Linked DNA regions of Homo sapiens: region 1 is linked to region 2. Evidence: chromatin loops called from intact Hi-C (ENCODE). Cell type or tissue: endothelial cell of umbilical vein. All regions are shown on one strand.

Region 1 (2,500 bases), 500 kb after region 2:
ACATTTCATAGTGAGTGATTCAGACACCTATCATTCAGCTTACCTGCCGGGGCCCTCCAAAATGAGCAGAAGGCCTCTGTCTCATTCTAGAAGCTTGAAGGTCTCCACGTGGTTTGCCCAGGGGCCCACAACCTCCCTGCAGTCCAGGAGTGCTCCCATTAACCCCAGCTGTGTGATTCAGACCAGATTCTTAGGACTTTTTAAGTGAAATGGGACAGAAAATTGCTTGATGTATTTTGCCACATGAAGTACATTTTGCTGCCGCTTAGTTCTTTATTGTCGTTAGATTAAAAACTCTCCTAACGTTGTGTGGGTAAGTAAAAATCTTTTTATTTTTATCTGGTATGTTTTGAAAAAAAGGAAAAAAGAAACTAGACATTGTCAAAATATTTGCTTAATCTTGCAGATTTGGGAAGTTGTATAGCCACTCGCTCTGACAGACCAGAACAATGGTCATTAAATGAGAAGCAGATGTAATAAAGTATGCAGTAAAAGCCTTCTATTATGGGCTGGAAGGGGAAAAAAATGAGTTGTTAACAGAACACAGTAAGCATTATGGAATAAATCAGAACAAAACCATTCCCAATTACTGTACAAAGATAATTAAAGTCTACAATGCTAATTAAGGTCTGTTTATATCTATTTCTGTTTGTGTACAAACATATGCGCATAGTTAAATATTTTCCATTGTTTTTTATGTGATGCTAACTTCATAGTTGAATTTTTCTGAATTTAACTTTTGTTTTTATGTTACCAGGAAGTACAATCTCCAGAAAACTGAAACTCCAGCTTTTCCTCCTTGATCGTAGCTTATTTTTCTTGGCTAACTTCAGAAAATTCTTCAAGTATGTAACACTACTTCCTTGAGTGGATTTTTTTTTTTTTTTTTTTTTTTGGTCTGTGATGTTTTTAGTGGAATCAACCAGGGTTCCCAGCCCCCACTATTAAAAAGAAAAAAGATTTTTTTTTTCCTTGAACTTGACCAACATGCACAATTATAGTCACACATCAGAGTTACACAGGATTACAAAATGTCTTTTGGATATAAATCTCAAATAAATTCAAACTTGAAGAAAAAGAAATTGGTAAATAATCCTCCCTACTGGCAGTTCCCCAGGGTTTTCTTCACAGACTATAAATATCACATAAATATTCCCTGACCTGTAAGCTATAACTTTTGGATGGATGTCAATGGTTTTTTAACAGGGAATAACAATGAACTGTAATTGTCGTTCAGAAGTGATCAGTTAAACAATTAGAAAGGCAACAGCTTTCAACTAAGATCCAGGAATAGCCTCTATATAGACTGACTCAAGCAGTCTGAGAAACGTAAGAAAATCACTTTGTGCCACCAAATAAATCAAGAATGACATTTTTAAAAGAAAATGCTAGATACTCCTTTTTTCCTTCTTTCAAACCCACCTGCTTCCTCTTTTTCCCCCTTAGTTTCAGTCCATCAAGGATTTTATATAGCTGCAATTTCAACACATTTCTTCCTTCTAGGATTAAACTGAAACAAAAAGAGCCTGTGTATGATACAGAACTTTAACAGTCTTTAAATAGCTTTGGCAAGCCTTCATTCTAGACCAGGACTGTCCAATTGAACTATAATGGAAGTGGCATATGTAATTTTAAATTTCCTAGTAACTACCTTAAAATGAATAAAAATAAATAGGTGAAATTAAGTTTGATAATGCAGCTTATTTAACGTAACATATCCAAAATATTTTGGTTTCAACATGTAACCAATATAAAATAATAGTTAATAAGATTTTTTTTTTTGAGACATGGTCTCACTATGTTGCCCAGCTGGTCTCAAAGTTCTGGGCTCAAGGAATCTTCCCACCTCAATCTCCCAAGTAGTCGGGACTATAGGCATGCACCACCATGCCTGGCTTGTTGATAAGATATTTTACATCCCTGTTTTCATACTAAATCTGGAAAATCTGGTGTATGTATGCACTTTACAGCACATCTCAATTCAGACTGGCCACATTTCATATGTGCAAAAGCCATGTGGGTTGGTGGCGACCAAATTGGACACCATAGCAAGTAAATAATACTTGAATAAGAACCACTATTAAGTTAATAAAATCTGTAGGCTTGAGTGTCTTATTTATATGGAGCTACTATCTAGGTCAATTTGGAGATAAAGAATGAATCACCCTCTGTCTCTCACTTGGTTGGTGATGGATTTGGAGAAAGAAAATGGCAGGAGGTCTTAACAAATTTGAAGGGTCCCACTGAGAGCAAAACTGGTTTTTGTTTTTTTTTTCAGAATAAAGCTATAAATTTGGGGCTCTTGAGTTTTGCTTGCAAGTGAGGACTGAACTGGAAGCATTGTTGGGGAGAATTAGTCCTCTCTGAACAATCTGAGAACAGAGGGAACATTTGGACTAAAGGAAAACTCAGCAGCACTCTCCCCTGATTGCCTGAGGCAGCTCTTGCCTCATGGAAGACCCGCTTTGCCTCTCCTGTTTGTTTTGTAGCCATAGACTGG
Region 2 (2,500 bases):
ATCTAAGAGAAAAGGAGCATGACAAATGGTTAAGCCAAAATGACTAAAAGACTTTAACAAATGATAAAATGAACTCAAATGAAGATTAAATGTTCAAGATCCGCAAGTCTTGGCTCAAACATAACTCCTTAGGGTTAACTTTCAATATGCATCTTGGTGATTCTTCAAAGTCTTTTCACTAATGGCAGACCTAGTTGCTGAAAAATGATGGTTGCATATTAAATTGGTAGCATATATAGCCTTTGCTCTCTTTTCCCTTATTTCTACAGGGAGGCTCATGGAGTCTAATTGAGCCTTTCTTAAATGATTTTTTTTTCTAACTTAATAGTAATGCTCAGAGCTACCTTTCTCAAAGAGTGTTTAGCAAAATGCTGGACCCTTGAGCTGTTCCTTAAGGAAGGGTCTATATTAATTGTCTCCTATCAGTCACAGACCAGAAAGGTGATAGAAACCTACCAGTCATTTGAACAGAAGGAATTTAATATAAAGGTATAAAATCATTAACCAAGCAACTGAAGATGTAGAAGCACACCAAGTTATCACAGAGGTAGCAAATGCAGGAAGGAGTGTTCACCCCTAGGGTTAGTATTACTAAATATACTAGCTGGTGTCCATAGGGCTGATTCTTTTAAATCCTATAAGCTTGTGGGAAAGCACCACAGAGCTGAAGCTTTGATCTCTGAGGAGGGGGTGCCACTTGTTGGGTGCTAGACTCTGAGCTCAAAAGAAGAGAGGCACCGAGGGTCTAGGATCCAGACCTCTGAAGTAGGGGTACCAGTCACCTGGTGGGGGAACCTCTTATGCAAGAGGCTGGTTCTGTAAGTGTTGAGAAAGAAACAAACTATTCAGCTGGGGCTACAAAAGTACTTGCTGCTGTCAATGGGAAGCACTGCTAGGATGCTTACAGGCAGGAAACAGGCAGGAAACATACAGGAAGTCCCTCCTGCATTCTCCCCATCCCCATCCACCAGCACCCCTTAGTGGCAGAGTTTAACAGGGAATCTGGCGGGCTGAAATGAGGTTTGCAGAGTTGTAATCCCAGCACTACAGGCAGAGTTGAGGGGGGGGGGGGTGGCATTTACAGCTGAGACAAAACAGTTTAATAACGGGGCACATACCACTTTCTGTATCATCCTCTTGGATAGTCACTGTGTATATTAAAGGTCCTGAACAGTTCTAGAGAAAAATGAGTTTGTATAACTGGGCATTCCTCACTGTGTGCTGGGAGTCTTCCCATTCCCCACCCCCTTCCCCGATATAATGAAATGCAAATGTAAAAACAAATGGGCTGGATATATACATAGTGACATAGAAAGAGACCCATTATGAATTACTTTACTTTTATATGAAAAACAAATATATGTTTATATAAAAACAGAAAAAGGCCAGAGGCTAGACACCAAACTGTAAACAGTGGTTATCATCTGCCAGGGTGGGTATTTGTTATGGGGTTCTGTTCACTTTCTACCTCACTTGTCTCTAGTTAGGATTTTTCAACACGAATGTACATTGTTACATAATCAGAGAAGAAAGTTATATCACTTTTGGGAGGGGGAAGGAAAGAATCACCTAGAACCAATAGTCTTCAGAATGCCGTCAGGGTCCCTGTTAAAATGTGGCACCCAAAACTAACAGAATATTTTTGAAGAGAGGAGAGAAAGAAGGTAAGCGGCATCTACTCTACACCTACTACATCGCAAGCTGTTGAGAATGTGGCATAAATTATCCCATTTAGTCTCAGCAATCTGATTATTCCTATTTTTCAGACAAGGAACAAGACTCAGAAGTGTATGTATTTTGCTCAAGACCTAAAAAAGAGGAGGAGCTACTGCATGCCTACTACACTGCACTGCGTCATTATCTGTCTTGCAGATATGTCTTATACTTCTTATATATCATGTGTTCTTTCTCCCCGATAATGTGGTGGTTTTTTATATCTAAGGATCTCTGTCTTGGTTTTCTAATATATCTTATACCTTTTAAGGAGTAATATGGGCTGAATTATATCCCCCTCCAACATTCTTAGGATTACTTCAACCCCCAGGATCTCAGAAGGTATTTAGAGATAGGGCCTTTAAAGAAGTGACTAAGTTAGAATGAGGCCCTTAGGGTGGGCTGTAATCCAGTCTGATTGGTGTCCTTAAAATGTGAGGACATTTGGACACAGGCTAAGGGGTGACCATGTGAGGACACAGAGAGAAGGTGGTCAACTGTTTGCAAACCAAGGAGAGAGGCCTCAGAATAAACCAAACCTGCTGATACCTTGATCTTGAACTTCCAGCCTCCAGAACTGTGAGAAAATAAGTTTCTGTCGCATAAGCCACCTGGTCCGTGGTATTTTGTTATGGCAGCCCAAGCAGACTAATACAAGGGAATTATTATGATTTATACTTGTTTAAATCACCTTGTAGTGCTTCGCATACAGCAGATGTTTTATAAGCATTTTGATGATTTATCATTTTGATCCGCTTTCATCCATTTATTCAATCAGTCATACCTG

The links. Hi-C counts contacts between places; a loop is a spot of excess contacts. Peaks named below come from ENCODE experiments on the same cell type or tissue, not always from the same donor. Only the 100,000 strongest peaks of a DNase experiment are listed, where the experiment ranks them.
Region 1: it touches region 2 in a loop (9-fold over the local background); 1 of 110 quality-filtered maps calls a loop at or near these places.

The regions. Positions count from the first base shown.
Region 1 is chr15:61,033,184-61,035,683 of GRCh38, reverse strand. All of the region lies in intron 1 of RORA (RAR related orphan receptor A), which reads left to right. LOC107984805 (a long non-coding RNA gene) reads left to right here. Exons shown (of 3, transcript XR_007064660.1): 2 at 1-845. Among named protein-coding and RNA genes, the nearest start is that of RORA, 190 kb to the left of the region's middle. In endothelial cell of umbilical vein, no CTCF peak of the experiment used is centred here; DNase peaks (open chromatin) are centred at 973 and 1,123; H3K27ac peaks cover 1,733 bases.
Region 2 is chr15:61,529,458-61,531,957 of GRCh38, reverse strand. All of the region lies in intron 3 of LOC107984782 (a long non-coding RNA gene), which reads left to right. Among named protein-coding and RNA genes, the nearest start is that of LINC02349, 200 kb to the left of the region's middle. In endothelial cell of umbilical vein, a CTCF peak has its summit at 959; no DNase peak of the experiment used is centred here; H3K27ac peaks cover 60 bases.